Linked DNA regions of Homo sapiens: region 2 is linked to region 1. A link is a contact called in ENCODE Hi-C or POLR2A ChIA-PET data. All regions are on one chromosome and are shown on one strand. Each heading gives the region's core, a stretch centred on a gene start or an enhancer-like site at or near the end of the contact. The rest is flanking DNA. Distances are from core to core; before and after follow the strand shown.

Region 1 (6,967 bases), core at 3,297-5,796:
GCTTCCTAGATTATGGGGAATACCTAAGGATGATTCTTCCACTCTTCCTTCTTCTCCCTTATTCCACTAAATGCACATGTGATGAACAGAGCTGCAGCAGCCATCTTGTTGCCTTAAGGGAAAAGCCAAGAGAATACAGTGTGACACTGCACGTGACATCCAATTTAGGCATATAGTCCTGAGCTTCTTGTGGGAAAGCCTAGCTTGACAGAGTCAATTATCTTGAGAAAATAAAGCCAAGACCTGAGAAAAGCAAATCTGAGAACAAGAGAGTGAGAGCTAGAAAGCAAGTGAGGAGAGAGAGGCTGTACTCCATGCTTCTTTCAGTTTGGTTACATGAATTGATTTTTTTAAAATTATTTTTAGACTGGTTCACATTCAGTTTCTGTTACTTGCAATTAAAGAGTCCAATCCAGCATAGTTAATGTGATTTTTAGCCTGTAATAAGTGATATAAGAAAAAGGAACAGATGTTACGAGAAAGAATCAGTAGGTAGTTAGGGAGGTCTTCTAGAAAAGCAACATGAAAGAGGAAACCTAACAAATAAACGCATGTCAGCCTGGAGAGGAGTTGAAAGAAAGGTTTCCCACCTGCCTCCTTCAACCCCTTCCCATCACCAACATGGAATAAGCATGCTCTAAACACAGCAGGGAAAGGGTTTCCTGGAAAGGACCCTAGTGTGGGTATAGGAGCTGGAGATTGGGTGAAACAAATCCTGTGATGTCTACAGACCCACACGACAGACCTAGAGGTAAAAAAAAAAAGGAAACTCCATTCAACAATAAAATATACTAAATTATCCCACCTCATGATCAAGTTCTTTTTACTTTGCCAATGATAACGATCTTAAGCCTGCTGGCTCCCCAGCCACACACCCTGAGCGGAATTTTATCCTTAACAAAATCTGCCAAATTACACAGTATTCCATGGAGTGTTCTCCCATTTAGAGGAGGTTTTCAATAAACCTAACAACTTCAACAGAAAACCACCACAGCTACCCCTACTGATCAGCATATCCTTCATTCATAAAAATGAATGGATATCCAAGGACTACCAGATACTGGAGAAAAATCAATAGAATAAAAAAGCCATCCTGAAAAAACAATTGACTACAGAGCACATGTATGTTTATAGCAGCAAAATTGACAATTGCAAAGATATGGAACCAACCTAAGTGCCCAATGACTAATGAGAACACAGGAAAACAAAACCAAACACCACATGTTCTCACTCATAAGTGGGAGTTGAACATAGAGAACACATGGACACAGAGAGGGGAACATCACACACCAAGGCCTGTTGGTGGGTGGGGGTTGAGGGGAGGGAACTTAGAGGATGAGTCAATACGTGCAGCAAACCACCATGGCACATGTATAATACTTATGTAACAAAACTGCACATTCTGCACATATATGTCATTTTTTAGAAGAAATTTTTTTAATGAACAACAAAAAAAAGAGAAAGAAATCATAGAAAATTTCCCTGAGTTGAAGGAAACAATTCCTGGAATTTAAAGAGCCAACCAAGTGCCAAGTGATAAAACAGACTGCTAACAGGAATGGGCTTAGTTTCACATTAGAATTATCAGCCACAGCTGATAATTATCAGCTAGAAATTACTGAGGCAAAGTCTTCAAAGGAAAAATTATTTTAAGACCAGAATACTGTACCAAATGATCAATCAAGTGGGAAAGCCAAATAAAGACATTTTAGGAATTTGAGGGCTCAGATATTTTCTCTCTGATTTTACCATTTCTTGAAAATTTTCCAAAGAAATGATTAAGGTTTTTAAGAAAGAGGAAGATATACCATTTAAAACAGTGCAACTAACATAGGAGTTCGATTGTTTTCTTTAAAGTCTCAGGTTTACAGCTAAGACTTGTGTGTGTGTGTGTGTGTGTGTGTGTGTGTGTGTGCGCGCCAAAGTAAGGAAGGGAGAGGAATGTGTAAGTAAGCTATTTTTCTTATCCTCTCATATAGGGGTAACTTCCTGCATAATAGGATTATGAGAATGAACTTTCTATGTAACAGAAAGTCAACGGTCAATATTTTATATAAAACTGATACATATATCAGAAACACACACACACATATATATATATATATATATATCAGAAAGCCATATATTAGTGAAAAGTGAAAATTAGAACAGGAATCCTAATTCTTCAAGGAAAAAATTCTATTTCCAAGAAATAAGCAATATGCATTCATCAAGTAGTGCAATTAAGCTAGGACATTGTGAGAACTGGTTTAACTCTTCTGTTAAAAAAATTAATAACAAATTTTTAAATAAGTTGTAGAAGAACATTACAGTCCAAATATGAAGTAAAACAAATTCTAGTACCATTTTAAGTAAAATCTGAACATGATTTATAGTGAAGAAAAGAGAATTTTTCCTTGCAGTGGTACAGTTTTCATGTCACAAAATTTTATTTCCTTGTTTACGAGTCTAATTGCACAACGTGGTTTCCCAATAATCATAGTAAAAAATAATAACTAGCCCTTATTTAACATTTACCATATGTCCTCTTGTAAGTTCTTAATATATATCCTATTCTACAAAATACAGTTCATTTATTAGGCAGCTTGGTCCTTTCATTGTGAGCTGAGGTGACACGCCTCAAATCCCACACTGGTTGGTGAGCCCAGGCAATCTGGCTCCAGAATCCTTGCTCTTAAACACTTGGCTACCCTGCTTCTCATAAAGCTCTCTGTTAATTTACGATGTTTAGAATCAGTCTATTTACCTTAAACAAGAAGGCACTGTAACAATTAGAAAATAGAATATAAATTATATAAAACTTGATAATGTAAAAGTCATAATAAACCAAAGTGAGACAGGAAGAAATTGTAATATTTTTCTTATCCTCTCTTATAGGAGTAACTTCCTAGAAAGTCAACAGTCAATTTTTAATACAAAACTGAAAATAATTCCTGCTTGGATAGTAAAGAAAAATATTTATCAAAAAAACTGAAAATAATAGTAAAAAAAAATCAGCAGGGAAGACAGAGAGTGAACTTGAGCTAAATTCCTCATATTTCATAACAAGTGTGATGGTTAATTTTATGAGCATCCAGTAGGTGTCAATATCTATTGCCTAATTTTAACTTTTAAAATTATATATAACTTATATGGTAACTATTAGAAAAATTAAAAACAAAAGTTTGTGGTACCTTAAGAAATAGCAACATAAGCAAACTATTAACGGCATAGGGAGGACTATCAGAAAAGCTAAATAACTAGGGAAAGGGAAGATCTTTGTTTCACACCATTTCCATTTTTATTACAATTATCAGATATTATTTTAAAAAATAATTCTACAATACTATGAAAAATAGTAATACTCTGTAAAGAAAGGATAAACTGAAGAGGGTATCTTTCAATTCTGTCATGGTAAAATAACAGACCAATAAATGCTACCAGACCATAAGCCCAGTGAGGTAGAGAAGGAGAACAAGGATAATATATAAACACATTCCACTCTAATCTTCTTTACTGATTCTTTGTTTCTACATCATTACAGGCTAAATGGCCCATTTTTTTTTTCATATAAACTTCTAAAGAGACATTCATTTCATTGACTTCAACTATTGAGTCACACCCACTCCAGTCTACAACCTTGCACATTTCCTTTAAAGAAAGGAGCTGTCTCAATTCAGACACTGTTGGCGGGAGCCGACATTAGATAATCACCCTTTTAGGGCATAATTTAGCAGTCTTTAATGAAGTGTTAAAAAAAATGACTGCATTTTGACCTAATAATTTCACTTCTTTGAATCCACTCTGCAGAAACACTCCCGAATGTTCAAAGATATCTGTAAAAGGAATTTCAATTAAGCCACTACTGTTTACGACAGAGGAAAACTGAAAAGAACCTAAATGCACATTGGTAGATGCAGAATAATTTGTTGCCATTTAAAATATACATCTACATGTAAAATACATATCTACGTGTAGTGACAGTGAAAGATGTCCCTAACATATTGTTAGGCAAGAAAAGCAAAAATTCAGAATTACTATACAATTTTTGTAAAAAAAAAAAGTATATGCATATATCACATACATAAATGTGTACAAGCAGTGTGCTTAAGATGTGTGGAGGAAACACTGTAAGTTTTCACTATGTACATTTCTTTATTATTATTTTACAACCAGCATGTATTGTTTTAGTATTTTAAGAAATCAGGTCATGTCTCAATTGTCATATATCTGGGATTAAAAAAGAAAAAAAAATCCAAAAAGGGAAATATTCAACGTTTTTCCATTAGTTCATTCTCAATATCTATGAAAAAAATCTAAGTAGCACATTGCTGTCTAGGATTAGCGAAAACGCTAGTTTCGTTGGTTGGATCGTTTTGGGTTTTTTTTAGTGAATTAGAGCAGGAAAATGAGGACACAAAACCCAACCAAGGCGGAGTTGGGCTGTTGAAGCCATCAGCGGCGCGCGGCCGGGCAGCCAAGGGACCCGCGAAGGGGGGGACTCGGAGGTCGAGGGGCACTCGGAGGGCGAAGGGAGCCCCGGGCGGGAGACGAAGGGCACTGGCCCGTGACGCAGGCGCGGTTGGAAAGAAGCTGAGGACTGGATGTGCGGAAACCAGGTCAGAGGGGCAGGCAACAGAGTGGGCGGGAAGGCGGCCGGGAGCGCTATACGGGTCTAGGGAATCAGTAGGAAGCCGGAGGCGCGGCTGGCGGCGACAGCGTGGCCGGCAGAGCAGGGTCAGCCCAGGTCGCCCGGGGAGTGCGCAGGGACGCGGGCAAAAAGCCCGGGACGCGCGCCGCCGGGGCCTGCGGGGCCTGCCCGAGGCCGAGGCCCCGGTTGGGGGTGCGGGCCGGAGCTCCCGCTCTGCGCCGGGGGCAGGCGTCTGCTGGCAATACCTTCCCAGGAGAGCTCTCCTCCCGGCTCCCGCTTCAGGAACTTGTACCAGAACGTGTCCACGCGGCCCGGCTCCGCCCCGTCCTGCGCCGCCTCCTCGGCCGCCAGCTCCACCTCCCCGAGCCACAGGCCCGGCTCCTGCAGGGCCAGGGCCCCGTCGCCCGCCGCGGTGCCGGCCGGCCTCAGGCGGACGGCACCGCGCGGCTCCCAACGCCCCAGCTCGGGCCGCGACCCCACCACCAGCAGCTCCGGCCGGGCGCCGGCCACGGCGGGTGGCACCACCACCCCAAAGCGGAAGCGCATGGCGGGCGGCGGCGGCGCGAATACCCGGGCCCGGAGTCCCCGCGGCCGGCAGGCGCGGCCCGAGCACTAGGCGGCCGCAGCGATTGGGCGGTGGTGTGGGAGCCCCGGGCACCGGGGAGAACACGTGCTGTTCTGCGCCTTCTTTGGGATGCATCACGCGGCTCCCGAGCCCAGACTTCGTCCAGGCCGGCGGGAAGGGGTCAGCGGAGCCGCTAGCTGCCTCTTTGTGCCCCGCAACCCCGCGGGCGGTTGATTTCCACCTGTGGGCGCTGGGGACACGCGACCGGAAGAAATGGAAGAGAAAACGGGGTTCGGGGAGGGAGGAAAACTTCTAAGCCAGGCGATCGTCCAGTTCTCTCTCCAAGAGACTGGAAATTAACTTTATGAGGATCATAAGGAAGGGAATGACCTCTAGACAGCCGCCTTCTAATTGTGAAACGGGGGAAGATCTTGGACCTGGTCTCTGGAGCGCTCCCTATCTTAACCAAGTCACTTACTCTAGCAGGTCTCAGGTTCTTTGTCTGTAAAATGAGGGTGTAAAATAATGATCTTTCTAGACCCTACGAGCTCTGAAGGATCTCTGATTGGTGGAGATCACCCAAGACCCGGAGCTGATGCAAAACATTACCTACCATTCCCTTGTCTGAAAAGCCACATCAACTTTCTTTTTTCAAAAACTATATTTTTAGTATGTGTAAAGTAAGTTTGGAGTAAATACTTTCAAGTCCTTTTCAAGGTCAAAACAAAAACTAATTCTGTGACTACAAATGTATGCTTTTTTTTTTTTTTTTGAGACAGAGTCTCGCTCTGTCCAAATGTATGCATTTTTAATGGAGTAAATTAAAAAAAAAAACCTTTGTTTAAAATTTACTTTCAGCAAAAGTCAGCATTATTTTTTCAACTTAAAACCTTTTTGGGTTTTAAGTTGAAACAGGTTTTTTAGCTGTCTGGCCCAAATCCAAAATACGTATATCTTGGTGGGGAACTTCAATTTGTCTCTGCCATAAGACAAACGAATGTCCTGATACTTTTTGATTCTTTAACAAAATTATCCTTGTATTCTTAGGTTTATATATTCACTAACATTTAACATAACACAAATCTGTTACGTGAATTAAAGACACACAAAGGCATTTTTACCAGTGTTTGGAAGTTTGTGAATAGTAAAGGGGAACAGGCCAAAATTTCATGCGTTGAGGATATAAGTAAAACAGAAAGTGCAAAAATGTAAACTACACAAACTCAATCTCTTGTGGAACAATTAGAAAACTAATAATACATTTTACTCTTGAATGTTGATATTCCACTCGAAGTTTGGTTGGTTGCTAAGCTTAAGGATAAACACTATGAAAAATGTGAAGACAGAAGGGCTGGCCAAACACAGCTGATTCGGCAGCAAATCACACATTAAATCACAGTGGCATGTGAGTCGGTTTATTCAAATTGCTGTTAAAAGATATTCTTAGAGTAAGTTTAGGAAAATAAGAGTCATTTGGCGATGCAGAGAGGATTTTGTCTACAGTGGAATCCAGACTCCGGTGAAAGTTCTCATTCCTTCAGGACCTGGGAGCTAACAGCTCCGGACTTTCTTGTGCTCCACTGTGCTGCCTATGTTGTGTGCTTCCCAAATGGCATTATTCCCACCAGCTCTTCCAGAGTGAGTTCTGCCCATTCTGTAGAAGAAACAGTAGCGGAAAAATTAAACAATATCTTTGCTCAACGGACATTGTTTCCTTTACTCTTCTTTCATCATAAAGAGGTTGAAATAATTTTAACCATTGGAAGAAGTAA
Region 2 (6,967 bases), core at 3,265-5,764, 6.6 Mb after region 1:
TGTAAAGTAATACTATTACTGTCCATAAGGAAAAGCAGGAATGCCTTTAAATGGTGTAAACATTTTACATTAGATACTCTATTATAAATACAGAAGGCTCCCAAAAGAGCTAGAATAAAATAAATTTATTACAAATAATTTTTTTCTGGCAGTCTCACTCTGTGTGTGTGTGTGTGTGTGTGTGTGTGTGTGTGTGTGTGTGCGCGCGCACGTGGCTCATGCCTACAGATATGAATGACAACTCCTGGTTTCTTAAAAGGATTTGAAAATATGTCACCTTTTATAGATGAATAATTTCTATTTATTTGAGGTACATACATAAATTGAATTAAAATAAATCACTCAGTACTATAAATAACTACTAAAGTCAATACTTGATGTAGTGAGGAGTCACTGTTACAAATACGTTTCTCATTGCTTATGTGCCTAAGTTATAAGACTTATGAGTAGATTCCTAAGGAAATAAATTTGGACAACTGTAGCTACTATTTGATCAGTATTTTCTAGTTTAAAAAGCACTTTCACGATTCATGTCACATTTCATTTTCACAATGCTGTGAATTAAGTAGTATTGCTTCTCACTTACAAATGAGGGTATCAAGGGACTTCCCAGGTGCACTCAGCTTAGAGGAGAAAGAGCTGCAACTCAGTGTGAGCTTTTAACTTGAAGGCCAATGATTTTCCCATTACACTCTTGCTCCCTCTTTTCAAATGTATTCCTCCCTCAACTCTTCTGCAGAGTCTAAGCCTTGGCTTGCTTCTAAGGGGAATCAAGAAGCCTACAGCAAAATCTAGGAATGCCTCGGTATTTCTACCTTCAAGTAAGCTAAACTGTTATTACATTTTAGCTAATAGCTACTGTCAGAGACAGAATACACTGTGAGTGGGACCAGGTAGTTATATAACGGAGATCTACTTGCAGGAACAGCAGGCACAAAACCTTTTTTTTTTTTAACAACTGTGATTTTATAAAGCAGTTCTATTTGGCTGCTCCCTGAAACAGCTGTACACATTCTGTGCACAAAACTCAGGGTTTTTAATCTGAAAACTGAAACTTAAGGGGATCCTACATGTCCTCCTCAGTTTCAAGAGACAATTTTATAAATCCAGTGCATCACCGGTCATGGTGTCATATTTTTTCATTGTCTTCTAACTGACATTACTATACAAAAATAACATGTGGCCGTAATGATGGGGTTGATTTGTTTGATGAACACCAAGCATAATACATTTCCTTTTTAACAGCTCCCTCAGAGTAAAGCTGTGTGTCTTAATCTAAGTAAAGGCATTTTCCCCTACTTTGCAGCATCACATGTAAGTATTTTAGATTAACAATGCAATTTAATTGATGTTTTCCTGTGACTAGGGGAGAGGGGAAGAATTAAAACAAAGCCTAATCTCACTGAGTTTTAGGACCTGATGAAGCTTTGTGGTTAATGTCAAGAAATAATAATAGAAATATTTGCATGTTTCATCATTTTTAGGGCACTTTCATGTATCCTTTGACACTTTACAAGAAGTAGCATGGAGATTTACAGTTTTAGAAAAGGTATATTTTTTCCACAAAGTCTCAAATAAGTATTTATTATTCAGTTTGAAAAATTTGAGAACCTAAACCATATTAAATAGAACAATTTTTTCTATATAATAATCAGCCGACTATAGCTTAATTTCTGTAATAACATCTGTAACCATAGGGAAGGACAAATCATCAAAGAATGAGTAATACATATTTTAAAATGAGAATTTGAAAAACACTTTCCCAAATTCCCCACGGCTCCCTGAACTTCTCCTTTTATGTTGCTGTTTTTAGTTTCCTCTGATCACATTGTTATTATCTGTCCCATGTCTGCCTTTCTCTCTAGACTGTCAGGGCCTTGCAGGTAGGGCCATGCTGACTCCTTCTCAGCTGCATCCTCAGGAACCAACACAAGGTTTCACGCTGAGCAGGTGTCAGAATGTACTTGACAAATGGATGAGTTGATAATTTCCCTAGAGCTATCCTGATTTTTACCAAGAGAACAGTGTAAGTGTATTAACTAAAGGTTTCATCACCTTGATGTTCCTTTTTTTTTTTAATGAGGGGGGATTCTCTTTATCACAGAAATCCTATGACAGTCTGAATGCTTCTGCTTTAAAATAAAAGTAATATAATTGAATTATAATACAGGTTATAAAACATTTGCTCTGTTTAATGCTTCTCCCTTAATAATACATATCAACTTCTTTGAAAAAATGTAATTTCATAGAATAGTTTACATTTTTTAGTTGTCTTCACTAAAAAATAAAGTATTACTTAACATGCATTAAAAGTCTTTGGTTACTATAAAGGCATATTTTTGATTTCTATCTAACATTTGACATAAAAGCTTTTTGACATTTAATTTAGTATTATCTACATTTAATACATGGTAAAAGGCTTCTTATAACTAAATGGTTATTTTATTTTCCCCATTTTATAGAAAATAAAATTTAAGATTATTGAAAGATAAGTTAAACACTCAAATCTAGTAGGCATTCTAGTATAAATATGGCAGACATTCCTTACATTGGTACACAAGTTGCAAATAAAGAAGAAGTCTGACATAATAAATGGAAGTTTCCTGTCTTCAAAATCTGAGCTGGTAAATGCCAGCACTATTTTCAATGCATGTTATAAAGCCATCGAATCACGTTATTTTACAATGGTGACACACATCTTTTATTTTCTGTTGGATGCAGAACCCCATTCCAGATGATTGCTGGAAACTAAGGCCATAATGTCTTAAAACAGAGCCTTCTGGGCTATCATTCCCATGACCTAATTTTTGTTCATCCCACTTTCTGTAGCCCAGGAGAGGAGATGACATACTGAGACACATGACAATCATAGTTTGTGCAACTATAACACCTAATAGTGTGTCCCTGGAACCAAATGCAACAAAGTCTGAGATTCATACCCACGATCTAATGGAAACAGAGAATGGAGTCCTGCATCTGCCCAGAGATTATTGCTAGAGGAATGCCAACTGGGAGGTACCTGGTTAACAGAAGCATCTGTATTAGCCACAGGTGAAGGGGAGCGACAGGCAGGTGGAGAGGAAATCTCACTGTTGGTTCCCTCCTCCCCAGACTCCTCAGTGACCGGTGACAGCAAAGTGTGACAGCGACCTGCAGTCATCTGCCACGTAAAATGTAGCCCAAAGGACATGAAAATCAATTAGCTATGTTAACATAAGTCCTGTTCAGGCACAGGCCAAAACAGAGTTAATTATAAAACGAAGGTTAAAATTACTGGGACCCGAATTCACATATTAATCCTGTGTTAGTATTTAAAAGTTCTGTCTTCAAGAGAATATGATGCTAGTAATCATTTGTAAAACAATCAGGGATGGGGGTGCATATGACATTGAAGTTTTGTTGTTGATTAAATACTTCATTATTTTCCTTTCTTTGGAGAGTTTGTGGCTTTATAAATAACTGGAAAAATCACGAATCATACAAATGAGAAAAGGTCTGTGAAATAAAGCTTGGTCTTTTGTGGACATCTCAAGTTTCAAATATGGTAGGAAGATAAATGCACCCAAAGTACTGTTATTGCCAAATGGGCTCAGGTATGGTTACTCATTACCTGAGGCACAGCACATATAAGGGAAAACACACAGCACTGGGAAACATTATAGTCACCAAAATACTCAATGCATTTTAGATGGCAAGTGTATAGGAAAATAGTGGTGCAGAATAGAAAATAACAAAGTTGATTTATTTTAATCCAAAGCCAAGCTTTAGACGGTCTGTTTTCATATTTTTCTAACAATAGCTGTTCTTCTAAATTGTATTACACATTTATACAGTAGAGTACATGCACATATGTAGTTAGCTAGTTAGCGTGGAGACCACAACTAAATATATATGCCATGAATTTCCCATCCCCCAGACAACTAAAACACTGTGCAAGTAAATTATTGTTTAAAGCTCAGAGCCTCTCAGTATTATTGCGAAATTATAAACAAATACAGGGTAGACCTCTGACATGTTAAGTAATTCAGCTGTCTCGAGCACATAGTTTCATTTTAACTGTCATTGTTTACAGTGTCAAAGATTGGCCCGGCCCAACGGTAGTCAAAGAGACTTAAGGAATCTGTTCCTCCCTCTGAATCTGCAAGATCGAAGGCTGGTCCCTGAAATCAGCCACGGAGAGGGAACATGGAGCCACTCGCCAGGCTCCAGTCAAAGAGCAAAGCCGCGGGGACCCACTGGATCCTTACCATGACCACAGAGGGGTGGGCCGAAGGCGTGGGGAGGAGCTCCCCATCCAGGTCCTCTGTCCCTTCCGCCAGCCCCTCGACCTCGGTCACCGTCAGCAGCATGGTGGCGTGCTTGGCTTTCATCGTCAGCATCTTGCACTTGGAATTCAAAGAAGCGATCTGCTCCTGGTAGCCCTTAATTTTCTGCGCCAGCTCCTGAGGAAACATTTCCCCCACCGGGGTGTCAGAGCAGCATCAAAAGGAAACAGAAGTAGTAGCGTTCATCTTCCTGCAGGGCGAGCCAATGAGCGCGCAGAGCCGCGCGGGCCCGGGAGGCAGGATGTGTAGGCGGCGAGTCCTCCTGCATCTCGCTACCGAGCCAGACCGCAGGCTGCGCGGCGCGGCGCAGGCACAGCCAAAGTGCCCGAGCCCGCGTCCCCGCGTCGGTACAAAAGGAGAAATGAGGGGATGAGGCCGAATGAGTGGTTTCTAATCGCGAGAGGCCCCATATGGAATCATGAACTTCCGCAACATTAGGAACTGACAACTCTCTTTAAAAGCAGAAAGCATCTGAAATTTACCAGATGGTTCCTGCCATGGAAATTAGGTCATGTGATGGCTAAAACCACACCAAAAAAAATGCAAGGCTCAGCTCTTACCCTACTGAGTACATTCAACAGAGATGACAGTCATTTATTTTACATAGGGTCACATACTCAATAGCCTGTCTGTTCCTATGTCTCTAAGAATTTTTTTTAGATAGGCTAGATATTGCATATGGAAATCCCAATTTTTAATGCAGATTGACCCCCCAAAAAAATTTTGTATATTCATCAAATTTTTTCTTGCTCACTTCATCATGTCTCAAATGTTGCTGAGGCTTTAACTAGAACTTTAAACTTGAAATGCAATTCGGATTTAGTGTCTTTTAATTTCACTTGCTTTTGAAAAAATAATTGTTTTTTTGTTTTTGTTTTTGAGCAGACAAGAATGAAAAAATATATTATGAGAGATAGAGGTTTTAAATATTTTATTAAGAGCTTATTGGAAATATAATCTGGATAGCACATAACCCTTAAAAAGGTAACTATAGATTCATTTTAGGAGTATGGTAATTCTAAAATATTAAAGTTTTACTTTCTTGCTTAAATATTTTAAGTATCAAATATTAAAATTATACTTTATTGCATCTTTAAAAAACGAAAATACATATTTCAAAACATGATTCCTAAAAGTACAAAACTATTATTCTTTTTTTTTTTTTTTTTTTGGCTTCTTTGTTTCAGAGGCTGTCATTTATTGTGCACATAGAACACATTTTGTGGGCCGGGTGCAGTGGCTCATGCCTGTAATCCTAGCACTTTGTGAGGCTGAGACGAGGGGATCACTTGAGATCAGGAGTTCAAGACCAGCCTGGCCAACATGGTGAAACCCTGTCTCTACTAAAAATACAAAAATTAGCCAGAAATTGCTTGAACCCGGGAGATGGAGGTTGCAGTGAGCCAAGATTGTGCCACTGTACTCCAGCCTGGGCAACAGAGTGAGACTCTGTCTCAAAAAAAAAAAAAAGAACACATTTTGTGACAAAAATATTAAATTGTAATGTCTTTAAAATAATTGTGTACATACATACACATACATTCATATATATACACACACATATACACATGCACACACACATATGTACACATAGTCATCCCTCAGTAACTGAGGGGCGTTGGTTCTAGGAACCCTCTTAGATACAAAATTCACAGATATTCCAGTTTCTGATGTAAAATGGCATAGTATTTGCATATAACCTATGCACATCTTCCCAAATACTTTAAATCATCTCTAGATTACTAATAATACCTAATACAATGTAGATGCTATGCATTATAAATAGGTGTTATACTGTACAATTTAGGGAATAATGACAAGAAAAGAAGATCAACATGCAGAGATGCAACCATCCTTTTTGCTCCTCAAATATTTTCCATCCATGATTGGTTGAATTCATGGATGCAGAACTTATGGATATGGAGGGCTGACTGTATGCAAAACACGTGTGCACATGCACACACACACACACACACACACATTTTGTTATTATTGTTGTTTTGTTTGTTTCTTCCTGCCCAACTGAAGCCGAGTGGAGCAAAAAACAGTCCAGCAGAACTCAGCCAGCAGGCAGTCAGTCTTCTTGACTCCTAATAGTATAGGAATTTTTAAAACAAGGATTTAAAAAGTAGACATCATTGCTTCTTTACCTCTGGGGATGCAGTTAATTAAACCTAATAGGATTTTTAAAAACAGTGATTGAATAGCTATTTACTATATCTTGTCTAGTGGCTAGCACGTGGGTACTCAATAAATGACATTTACTGCAACTAGTTAATACTAGAAAAGAGCTCTAGCAGATTACTGGACTCCTTGAATTTCAAGTCACCAAGCTTTCGCACAATGGTTTGCCATTATACAAAAATTGAAGGAATCTTTTTTATTATTTTATTTTATTTTATTTTTGAGATGGAGTCTCGCTCTGTCACCCAGGCTGGAGTGCAGTGGCGCAATCTCGGCTCACTGCAACCTCCATCTCCGGGGTTCAAGCCATTCTCTTGCCTCAGCCTCCCAAGTAGCTGGAATTATAGGCACGCGCCACCATGCCCAGCTAATTTTTGTATTTTTAGTAGGGACATGTTGGCCAAGCTGGTCTCGAACTCCTGATCTCAAGTGATTTGCCTGCCTTGGCCTCCCAAAGT

Evidence for each region. A loop is a pair of places that touch in the nucleus more often than their neighbours do. ChIA-PET counts read pairs that join two places held with the same protein, here RNA polymerase II (POLR2A). Pooled maps may share reads with other maps.
Region 2: a loop to region 1 is called in a map with no recorded cell type, with 16 times the contacts of the local background. The contact joins the enhancer-like site here to the promoter of EPM2A-DT in region 1. A Hi-C loop is called at or near these places in 2 of 37 single-sample maps with no recorded cell type and 1 of 50 pooled maps. POLR2A ChIA-PET finds 5 or more read pairs at or near these places in 1 of 52 experiments (activated CD4-positive, alpha-beta T cell).

Annotation. Positions count from the first base shown.
Region 1 is chr6:145,730,323-145,737,289 of GRCh38, forward strand. EPM2A-DT (EPM2A divergent transcript) reads left to right here and starts at 4,547. Exons shown (of 3, transcript NR_038246.1): 1 at 4,547-4,598. It overlaps EPM2A (EPM2A glucan phosphatase, laforin), which reads right to left and starts at 5,198. Exons shown (of 4, transcript NM_005670.4): 1 at 4,876-5,198. The coding sequence starts at 5,176. RefSeq lists a silencer at 4,673-5,262 and enhancers at 5,423-5,482, 5,493-5,542, 5,563-5,612.
Region 2 is chr6:152,297,622-152,304,588 of GRCh38, forward strand. It overlaps SYNE1 (spectrin repeat containing nuclear envelope protein 1), which reads right to left. Exons shown (of 146, transcript NM_182961.4): 92 at 4,248-4,442; 93 at 3,020-3,160. Among named protein-coding and RNA genes, the nearest start is that of SYNE1-AS1, 79 kb to the right of the region's middle. RefSeq lists enhancers at 4,109-4,158, 4,209-4,608, 4,759-4,828. Within about 2 kb of position 4,515, at least 35 of the 41 ENCODE cell types and tissues checked have a DNase peak (open chromatin) inside an H3K27ac peak, as active enhancers do.